Regions from separate parts of the Homo sapiens genome. Here region 2 is linked to region 1. Evidence: chromatin loops called from intact Hi-C (ENCODE). Cell type or tissue: ascending aorta. All regions are shown on one strand. Each heading gives the region's core, and the rest is flanking DNA. Links, peaks and the distances in the headings are about the cores only. Region 1 overlaps PRDM16 (PR/SET domain 16). Region 2 overlaps PRDM16 (PR/SET domain 16).

Region 1 (5,360 bases), core at 301-5,300:
CTTGGCTTCCTCCGAGCTGTGCCGCAGCCACAGTTTTTGGTTGTTTTCGTTTTTTTCATCATCCTGATGATCCATATCAAATACTTAAACTCACAGAAAAGCAAGACTCCCTCTCTCTCTCTCAGACATTTCTCGTCATTGTCCAGTTGTCTGCATTTATTTTGCCTTTGAGAAAAACTTTGGAGCTGTTTTCTTCAAGTTAGAAAAAGGTTTATTTTGTAAAATTGTTATGTTTCTGTGTTTGAGTTAGGGGGACTGGACGCTTTATAACCTTTAATTCTTCCTGTGAAGGAATGTGAGGCGGCTGTCCATTTCTCAAGGTTCCTATCAAAATGGCTTTCGCTCACATTTTGTAGTTCCATTCACAGAGCTGTGACCCATTTCTTGCTGGGTTTTACTTCAAAGGATTTTTTAGCCAGAAAGTTAAAAAAAATCAAGTGGACATAATTAAAACTCTTATACTTCTTTATGCCTGTACTGCAGAAAAAATAATAATAAAAATAATGACAGTTCTAGCAACCATGAGCAAAATTTTTGCATGCCATTGGAAAAGCGAGGGTTGGTCACGCCTCTGGTCTGTCCGCTGCATGGTGATAAGCTGAGGCATCCCCATTTGAGGCTGAGGTGATGGTGTGGTGCAGGCCGCAGCTCCAGGCCCCGCAAACCTCACAGGGGAGGCCGTGGCCCAGGCTGCGTCCTGCAGTGACGCTGCCCTGGGGTCTCCAGGCAGCTCTCCTGGGACCCGCCTGCTTCCCCTCCACTGCCTTCCTCCTCCTCCCTCCTGGGCCTATGTCCTAGATAAGCCTGTTAAATTAGCCCCATAATACTTAAAATGCTAGTCCGTTTAATATGTAAACAATGACAATTTTTTTTCAAAGGGTTTAGGATTTAAATTAGTTTTTTTAAAAAACCCAATTACTGCCGTTTAATTCGGAGGAGAGAGTTCTTTATGTGCTAATTATATAGCTGGGAAATGAGCGATCAGGGGCTCAATGGGGCATTAGGGGCACTTTTTAAAGGTTTAGACGTATTTATCTGAGTTTGGGGTTTGCAGTCTGCATTCAGGGCTGCACAGGCAAATTTGGAACCAGGATGAAGGGTTACACGGCGGTGCCACGGAGAGGAAAACTCTGCCATTCCAGCGTGTTATTATCTGGATGATGTTTACGAAGTGTCAGGACCTGGATGTGGTCCCTGCCCAACTGATTCTGTGTCCGGTGAGCAGAGGAGCGGAGCCTGCTGGGTGGAGGGTGGATGGGACAGGGGACCTGGGCCTGGTCAGAGCACTACCTTGGGCCCTTGGGAGGCCTGAGCCTTCCAGAACTTTCTAGAACCTTCTAGAGGGGCACACATGGCCGGCCAGGCAGATGGGCTGCAGGGAGTGGTCTCACCATGGGCAGTTCCTCACCCTGAGTCCCTGGAATGCAGAGGGAGCTCTTCAACTGCTCCAAATGGCTCTCCCCTCCACCCCCCATTACCTTCCTTCCTCCTTACCGAGGGGTCTCTCTGACAGATCTGGAGCCCCCATGAGGTCCAGAATGTTCTAGAGCCACCCGGTTCATACTGTTGCCCGAGAAGTCAACACCTCTGCCTCCCAAGAGAGAGTAGACGATTCATTTAAAATAGAAATTATGTTGGAAGTAAAGTGACCCTTATTTGGTTCAGCAGTTTTTGAACACATCTGATTAGGAATTCCCCGGGGACTGGGTGGGGCAGGGTTAGATAAAAAGCCCTCGTCAGGGTGGCTGGGCAGGGCCATCCAGCCGGTCCACTCACCCGGAACCCCAGCCTCGTGCAAACACAGATACTGTGAATCTGTCCCAGACTTACAGAAGATGGACCTGTAATTGACACTGTGCTGTATTTAACTGCCAAGGATGGTAAATGTCTTCAGGAAACACTGCACCACGTTTTGAAGAAGTTCAAACAGCGTCCGTGCAGCAGGTGCGTTCTGCCGTGCCTCTGACTGGGTGGTGGTCACTGCCAGACTGAGTGGTCCACACCAGCCCCGCACCCTCCAGGACAAAGCCCGAAGGACGGTGGTAACCGGCTTCTGGTGGTGGAGTGCAGCTGGTCAGATGCCTGGGAGACTCAGGTTCCAGGGCAGGAGCTGCAGGAAGACCAGGGAGGTCTCTGCCCATGTCTCTTCTGGAGGCTCCTACAGGAAAATCCAGGGGTTGCTTTTCCCACCGCAAACCATGCCAGACTCTCCCAGGGCGAGGGAGGCACCTCGGGGCTGTGGGCCTGGGGGAGGTTCCTGTAAGACTGTGTTCAGAGGGGATCTTCTCAGCAGAGGGCAGAGCCATGGGGCTCGGCCTCCCGAAGCCACAGCCCTGGAACCACCTGGAGATGATACCCAGGCTCTTGTCTGTCCTGCACGATGGGGAGAGGAGGGCAGGGTCTGTCCAGAACTGCTCCCCAATCGGCCGCCCCTGACAGAAATGATGCCCAGCGACCTTCCCTCCTCCTTACCAAGATCCACCTTGGCAGGGGCCGTGCCATTGCTTGCAGTCCCATCTGATTTCTACAGAAAGCCACGTGGAAGTTGTCCACTCCGTTTTGCAGAGGTTAATGGCTCTCTGAAGTGGTTCAGCTGGGGCTGGCAAGGCTGGGCCCGAGCCAGCTCCTCCATCTCCCCTTCATGTGAGGGAGAAAGCCCCATGAAGTGGCCCGTGCTGCCTGCTGGGAGCCAAGGGTATGCAGGCAAGGGGCCTTTCGCCGCGGGAATTTGTGCACAATTTTTGAACATAAGTCAGTTCCTCCCTTCCCCCAGGAGAAATGATCGGCCTCCAGGAAGTTGGACCTCGCCTTGCTCAAAACAAACATAGGGCCATCTGAGAGCAGCCCCAAAGCACACACGTGTGAGAAGGAGGCTAGAGTTTTACTTTCCTCCCCCAAGACTGCAAAGCACTGGGGAAAAAAGGTCAGGCAGCGCGTCCAGTTCAGGGAGCGTGTCCAGTTGTGTCACGAGTGGGAGACCTGGGTTCAGAACCGTCCAGCTGTGTCGGGAGCAGGAGGCCTGGGCTCAGGACCACCTCTGGGCTCCTGCTGGGACCTTGGAGATCAGCACCTCCCGGCGCTGATGTCCAGTGGGAAGGGGAAGCCTCTACACAGAGGCTCCCACAGAGAGGGGATTGTGTGGAGCTGTCCGGAGCGCCATTCAGCTGGGGGACGGAGCTTCCCTGGAACATAGTGCCCCGCTTGATTCTTGAAGAGAGGACGTGGACAGCAGAGGAGACGCAGGCCTGGGGACGGACAGTTGGGCAGCAGGCATGGCACGGGCATGGGCTGGGCGGGGGCCAATGCCCCCAAAGTCAGGAAGATGCCCCCAAAGTTGGGGCCGAGGGGCCACGCTCATGCCCATCACCCCCTCCTGCCCTCCCCTCCCGCACAGCCTCTGGCATCAGAACTCGCACCCTTGTGCACTCCTGGGAAGCCCCGTCCTGCTTAGACCTACTCCGAGGGCGCGTGGAGCCCGCCTCCCCCTGGAAGGGGAAATAGGAAAAAGAACCGTGAAAAGCTCCGGAGTTAACCGTGGCGGCTTGAAGGACCTTGACCTAATTGGTCCAGAAAAGTCAACATCGGCACCTAGAGTGTTCAGAAAGTGAAGATTAAACTTAAAGCGATTAGACAACTTATTTTTCTTTTCCAAGACATTAGCTGGTCAAAAATGACAAAAATGTCCTTAAGCCTAGCTGAGGCAGAGGCGGCAAACAGGCGGCCTTTTGTTTGGCAGAGGGGCCTGACCACCCGAACCCGCGTGGGACACCCGGGAGCCCACCTCCTGAGAGCCCGGCGAGGGGATCGGGCCGGGTATTAGCCGGGGATTAGACGGCCGAGCTGCTGGCCTGGTAGGGGAGCTGCCGGGGAGCTGCCGGCCACCCGCAGGCTGGGCCTGGGAGGCCCTCCTGGTCCGCGTGCTGCTGCCCCCGGGTCAGGGGCTTCTGGAAGGTGCCACCCCCGGGTCAGGGGCTTCTGGAAGGAAGGGCACTTTCCTCGGGAGCTCGCTCTTTATTTTGGGGGGCTGCGGAGCACCCCAGGAAACAGCAAGGCAGCTCCAAGAGTCCAGCCTGGTCCCCACCAGTGAACCCGAGTCAGCCCAGTCGGCCCCAGGCTCCGCCACCACCCCTTGGCTTCGGGCTGGACTGGCCATGGTGGCCCCATGGGCAGGGTAGGGGGCCTCAGGGAGGTCTGCGGTGGGGGCAGGGCGGGCCACGTGAGGCCCTTCATCGTACCCAGCTCTTCCTGCCTTGCAGACACCGACCACGGGCCCGACATTTTCTCAAGAAAAGAAAACACAAGAGCCCACATTTCTTATCTGAGTTAAACAATGAGCTCCGGGCGTCCTGGGAAGGGGTTTCACAGTGAGTTCAACGTGCCAGGAGCTCTTAGCAGCCGCTGCCAAGGCCAGTAGGGGCTGCAGGCTTGCGCTGGTTCTATGTCCCAGCCCGACCGAGCCCTCCCCCTCCGTGGCCCGCAGGTGACACACCAGCTGTGATCCTGGGTAACCCGAGCCCGCCTGACGCGACATCCCTGGCAGTGACAATTAAGGGGTCTCCTCACCCAGCTTCCGGGCACTGGCATTGTGGGTCCCGCACACACTGCTGGGGCTTAGGCGTAATTATAGGGTCGGGTTACCCCGAGAAACAGGTATTCACACTGTTTAGGACAAACCTCCTCGGAGCTGGATCCCAGCCGTCCCCAGACCGTCCGTCCCTTCCCCGTGGCTCCCTGGGCCGGGTCTCCCTGCGCCCTCCCCTGAGACTCCTCTTCAATGCTCCTTGTTGTCGCAGCCTACAGAGCCTGGGGCTGCAGAGCGGGGCAGGGGCCTCTTGGCGGCCTGGGCGCCCGGCTGGGGAGAGCCTGGGCGTCTCCCTTTGTTTTTCCAGCAGTTGGAAGTAGAGTCCAGGTGTGAGGAGATTGTTTGGCTCGCTTTGTCCGGGAGCCACAGGACACCAGGCTGGGGCGGGGCTGGGGGCAGAACGCTCCTCCAGCAGCCTAGGAGCCACCCCTGGGAAGAAAGGGGGTCTCGGGCAGCCTCGCCATGGGACCACCAGCTTTGGGCCTTCGTTACAGGGGTGATGCTGCCCCGCTGATAGGGTTGGGGGCCTGGGGCTGCAGCGTAGCTGAAGTGGAACCTGCCCAGCCTGCACTTCCCAGCTGGCCAGCCCCGCGCGATGCTCCGGGGTCTCGGCGAGGCACGCCAGGCACTGAGTCCTCAGACCCGCTGTCCGGGGACCTCTGGTGTCGTCCATTTTACAGACGAGGCAGTGGAGGCCCAGAAAGATGGACCGACAGTCCCCGCCTTAGAGTGGCTGAGCTGGGGCTGGGACCCAGGCCTGACCCCCTCTAGGGCTTCC
Region 2 (5,360 bases), core at 170-5,169, 220 kb after region 1:
GGCTTCTGGCAGGCACCTGGGCCATGGGAGCCCAAGGGTGGCTCCCTCGGGCCACCCCGTTACACTCCAGCCAAGTACTGGGGGCCACGGGCTGAGGGCACAGGCCACAGGGGATGAGTCCAGCCCCGCAGTGTGACCGGCAGTTGGCAAACCATTGACTCAGGCCACCTCACTGCACCCACAGGCTTTGCAGAGAGAACAGGACAATCCTAGCTCAGGCTGGTGGAGGTTTGGGGATGCCGAAGCAGCCAGAGAGTGGCCAAGGGGGTTGCACTTGGGGCCGGACCTCCTGACTCCTGCCTCTGTGTCTTGTCACCAGGCCTTACCCTGGGGACCCCTGCTCCCAGCGGAGCCAGTAGTGATGACAGGCGCAGCTGGGAGCAGCTTGGTAGACCTAGGGGGTCTTTCTAGAAGCCAAGGGGGCCCTTGGCACACACATGTGGATGCAGGGCTGCCCACCCAACACTGCTGAGCCCACACAGGCCCAAGAGAAAAGGGAAGTGTGGCCAACTCTGGACTCCCAGTAGCTTTCTCCTGCCCAGCCACGCCCATGGAACCGGGTCCTGGTCCAGGCACTTGTCTCCCGTGAATTCCAGAGAGAAACCTTAAGCGATTACAAATGTCTATTAAACATTAAATGGTGGTGGATTCTGGACTGCAGAGCATTTGAGACGCTGCAGATAAAGAACCATTGCTAGGCCGGGTGTGGCGGCTCAGGCCTGTAATCCTAGCACTTTGGCAGGCCGAGGTGGGTGGATCACCTGAGGTCAGGAGTTTGAGACCAGCCTGGCCAACTTAGGGAAACCCCGTCTCTACTAAAAATACAAAAATTAGCCAGGCGTTGTGGTGCGTGTCTGTAATCTCAGCTACTCAGGAGGCTGAGGCAGGAGAATCGCTTGAATCCAGGAGGCAGAGGTTTCAGTGAGCCGAGATTGCACCACTGCACTCCAGCCTGGGTGACAGGGCGAGACTCTGCCTCAAAAAAAAAAAAAAAAAAAATACCTTGCTTAGAGCTGCCACCAGATTCTCCACTGCATTCCTTGGGGTCATCCAGGCCCTCAGCCCTTTGACCACAGGCACTGGCCATAGGTGGACAAGGTCACAGAGGGGCCATGGGAGCTCAGAACCACCTTCTCCAGGCTGGGGTGTCTGGTGTTCCAGCTCTGTGCTGCTGGGGTGTCTGCAGAGCGTTCCATTTCTATTGGATAATTTCCTTTCCTCTTCGCTGAGTCAGTGCCAGCTCCAAGGCTACGACAGAGCAGGCTGGGACCAGGACGTCTAAATCCTGACCCAGGCAAGAGGCTCCTGATACCAAGTCATGCACAGACAGGAGGGGACATTTCGATGGATGGCGAGGTCTCCTCTCTCCCAGAGGAGAGTGCCCTGTGTTCCCAGGCAGAAGAGGCAGGACCGGGCCGCACCATGAAGGGCTACCTGGCCAGGTCTGCACCTGCTGAAGGGAGTGGGGTCAGTCATTCCAGAGCTTGGGGGAGGCGGAAATCTGACCAGAGGCAGAAACCTGTAGAGTGCTCTGTGGCTGAGCACCAGGGGGGAACCCACCGGGACAAAGCCAGGACTGCTGCCCTGAGACCAGGCCTCCCGCACCGATACCAGGCCTCTCGCCTTGAGACCAGGCCTCATAGTGCTGAGGATTGGATCGTGGGCCACAGAACACCCAGACCTGAAGGTGTGCCGGGGAGCTCCGAGCTCCAGGCTCTGCAGCTGCATCTGGGGCCAGGGCCTGAGGCCTGGCAGGAGGGGGAGGGAGAGGAGTACAGAGTGGAGGCCTCCGGGGTATCAGGTACAAAGTGAGAAGGGCCTAATGCAGGGAGATGGCCACACCCACCCACCCACCATCTGACCTCACGAATTAATTGCGCCTGCTCTTCCAACACAGCTTCTCTTTCCATTTCTTCAGCCTGGCGGGGGGCTTGGCCTCCATTTTCCTGTCTCCCAGGCAAGGGGTTGAACTAAACAGTCCCTACTGGTTGGTGCCACCCTGGGGAGCTAGGTCTCAGGGGCTCTGCTGGTTGCAGCTCTTGTTTGAAGGAGGGAGTTTTGCAGGGACCCTGACGCTACAGCCAGGCGTGCCCAAGAACAATAAAAACAAGGGCAGCATCCGCTCGACGGTGGGTGCTCTCCTGCTGGGGGGACCGCTATCCTGGCCACACACCTTCACTCTTGTGGCCCCGGACCCTCAGCACCTCTCAGACCACACAGATGAGAAACTGGGGCCGGGAGAAGTGCAGCCGCCACCCTGAGGGTCTGAACCGTTCAGGGGTTGCGGTCCACTTGCCCCCAAGACAGTGCACTGCCATGTGGGGGTACACAAGGCTGCTGGCTCAGAGGCCAGTCCTGCCCGCCCAGCCTGTGTGTCTGTGAAAATCAGGGTGCCCTGCAGATCTCAGACCCTTCCTCCCCCAAACACCCCCCAAACACCCTGGCCGTAAGATCTGAGGTGAATGTGAGCAAAGACGCCTTTCCCCACTCCTCTGGGCACATCCTGATGAGTGGCCCGTTGGTGACAAGTTGACAGAGGGGCCCCTCCGTGACAGGTGATGGACTTTGAACCCAGTGCAGCTTTCAGGGCCCAAGACCTTTCATGTTCTTCTGGAAACGGTGCCATTGGCTTTTCCCATGACTCCCACGAGGGCGTTAGCAGAACCTCCCTCATCTTGAGCAAATCACGTCCTTTCGCACACCAGCACGCGGGCACAGATGAATCACGCAGGGGGCTTGAGCAGGCCGACGTGTCTGGTGTTTGTGGAATTGTTCCAAAGCCCCCCCCAGCCCCCCTGCGCCAAGCCACCATCTCTAAAGGTGACAGTGCCCCTGGCCAGGGCGGCCACTCTGGCCTGATGCATGACCGTCTGCTCAGGACGTGCGGCTGCCGTCTCATCAGGCGGAGGGAGGTCCGACGCCGTGTCCACACCCAATCTGCCCTCCGGGGAGACGGGAGTGGGGGAGGCAAGCATTTGAAATCCTCCCTTTCCAACAGAGAAACACTGTTGGGGAGACGGTCAGAGGAGGCTGCCCCCAGCTCTGCTTTTCCTTGCCTGGGTGCAGAGTATTTAAAAATAAAAGCCGCAGCTGCCAAGACAGCCCATGGAGCGTTTGCTGTGTCTGGACGCTGTTCTAAGGAGCGCTTCACATAGATGATCTTAGCCTGCCCCAGAGCGGCCCCAGGAGGAGGCACTGTCTCTAAACCCACTTTACAGACCAGCAAGCTGACAGCAGGAGATGTGAAGTCACTGGGCAGATCGAGCAGCTCGGGAAGGTGGGCACGGGACAGATCCAGGCTCAGAGGTGAGAGTCCTGGAGACCGGGCCAGTGTGGCGGTTCCTTATCTCCAGCTCTGGGATCGATAAACTGTAGGGACCCTCAGAACCCAGGTGCCGGCTGGCTACCCCGGATCCCGGCAGCGGGAGGGCCGAGTCTCCTGAGAGCCGGGTGGCTTTGCTTTCCATCCCACAGACCCTGGAGCAAACACACTGCCTGGACTTTGTCCAGATGCAGAGGCTACACCCAGCTGCAGCTTGCCCACAGCAGCCCCAACTGAGGACCCTGAAAGTTGCTGCCATCCTCAGGCGGGTGCAGAAAAGGAGTTTCTGCTGTGCGAAGGACCCCCAGCCCCAAGGAAGGCTGCATGCCGGCCCTGTCTCTGCTGTCTGGGGCCGGGCCCTGGGAAGCCTCAGCAGCCAGTCCACCTGCGGGCGGACCTGGCTCTTGGCCCCCAGGGTCTGCGTGCCTCCACCTGGGCCATGAACGGGGACCTAACTGTTAGGCCCTGCTGTGCCCTCCTGAAAACGAAGGCTGCATTCCTGCTCTTCATGGCTGGATACACCTAGTGGCCTCTTGTTAAATGCCAGCCCCACCCCCCGCCCCGAGCTGGAAAACCTTCAGCCGTGTGCTTCCCTCCTGGGTCTCCAGCTCCAGCCGTGGGAAATGGAGCACAGTCGACAGGCAGGATGGAGAGTCTCACCACGGGGCCTGGCCAGTGGCCCCAGGAGGCTCAGGGTCAGAGCTTTCCAGAGCCCTGGATCCGCCCCTCCTTCCCCTTGATCCAGGAAGCGCCGTTCCCCCCACGGGCCCCCAGCCAGTGCTGATGGAGAGGGGCAGCCGGCCCACAGGGCATCATCCTCAGTCCTGTTCTGACGCTTAACCCACCCTCTTCCTGCCCAGTCGTCTACGCCCATGGCCGCGAGCGCCTCTGCCTCCGGAGCAGTGGCCTTCCAGCAGCACTTCTCAACCCAGGGCCACTCTGACCCCCAGGGGACACTGGCAACACCTGGAGATGGTTGTGGTTGTCACCTCTGGGGGTGCTGCTGGCATCTGGTAGCTGGCACGTAGGAGCCCTGCCCCACATCCTGCAGTGCCCAGGACAGGTCCCACAGCAGGAAGTGACCCAGACCCAATCGTCCCCCATGGTGAGGCAGAGAAACCCTGTGGTCTCATACAGCGAAAGCACTGACCCACACTGACCATGAGGCAAGAGGCCCACTCGTGAGCCTTGCTGTGCCCTTCACTGACATGCTCGCCCATGAGCTGAGTCTGCCTTGACCACTGAAGGAGGCTGCCCTGGCTAACGGCGGTGCCCAGTGGCCTGGCCTCACGCGTGGGTCCATCCCGGAACCACACAGTGGGCCTGGCCATGACCCCCTTGCCCAGGGCAACGTGGACCACACAGACACGGTGCAATAGGCCACTTTCTGGCCTTGGAGGGAAGTTTGTCTTCCTCCCTGTACACAGATAAAGTCACCATGAGACTCCCGGTTCTGCCTCCTGGGGACCCAGCCTGCCTGCTGGGGAACCGTAGTTACGCAGGTCCTGAACTGGGTCTTCTCTGGATGCGAGACCTTCCCCCTGGCTGAGGGTGCTGGAGAAGACCTGGGCAGTGGGTGGCAGCCATGGGGACTGATGGCAAAAGACCTCGGCGGGTACAGAAAATCTCCCACAGTGGAGGAGGTGTTGTCTCCAGAGGCAGCCGCTGCGCCCCAGACTCCCAGCCGCGGCTTCGGATGCAGCTGGAATAAGGTTCCAGTGTTCCCTTTCCCGTCACCAGGCAGAGCCCCGAATTCTCCACTGGGGCCGGAAGAGGAGCTCTCGGACCCCTCCCTCCTGCCCTCAGCCCTCTCCGAAGAGCTCAGAAACATCTCCGATTGGAACACGACACAGACCATCCTTCCCAGAGCAGCAGGCCGGCTGGGGCTCCCGTGAACAAATATCGCCACGTGTGCGCGATCAGAGCTGAGTAACCTGCTCCAAACCCAGGACACTGTGTGTGAGTCCCACCTCCTTCCAGTCTCCACAAAGTCACAGTGTGTGATGATTCCTGCCGGGGAGGAGGGAGCTCATTCCAA

The links. Peaks named below come from ENCODE experiments on the same cell type or tissue, not always from the same donor. Only the 100,000 strongest peaks of a DNase experiment are listed, where the experiment ranks them.
Region 2: it touches region 1 in a loop (4-fold over the local background); 1 of 110 quality-filtered maps calls a loop at or near these places.

What each region holds. Positions count from the first base shown.
Region 1 is chr1:3,131,101-3,136,460 of GRCh38, forward strand. All of the region lies in intron 1 of PRDM16 (PR/SET domain 16), which reads left to right. Among named protein-coding and RNA genes, the nearest start is that of MIR4251, 5.8 kb to the left of the region's middle. RefSeq lists enhancers at 4,337-4,858, 4,859-5,360. In ascending aorta, for the core only: no CTCF peak of the experiment used is centred there; DNase peaks (open chromatin) are centred at 2,791 and 4,519; H3K4me3 peaks cover 3,612 bases; H3K27ac peaks cover 4,768 bases.
Region 2 is chr1:3,353,481-3,358,840 of GRCh38, forward strand. The region is part of intron 3 of PRDM16 (PR/SET domain 16); the gene reads left to right. Among named protein-coding and RNA genes, the nearest start is that of ARHGEF16, 99 kb to the right of the region's middle. RefSeq lists enhancers at 1-572, 2,877-3,768, 3,769-4,658 and a silencer at 3,345-3,639. In ascending aorta, for the core only: a CTCF peak has its summit at 3,171 (motif pointing right); DNase peaks (open chromatin) are centred at 1,257, 3,892 and 4,442; H3K4me3 peaks cover 2,575 bases; H3K27ac peaks cover 5,000 bases.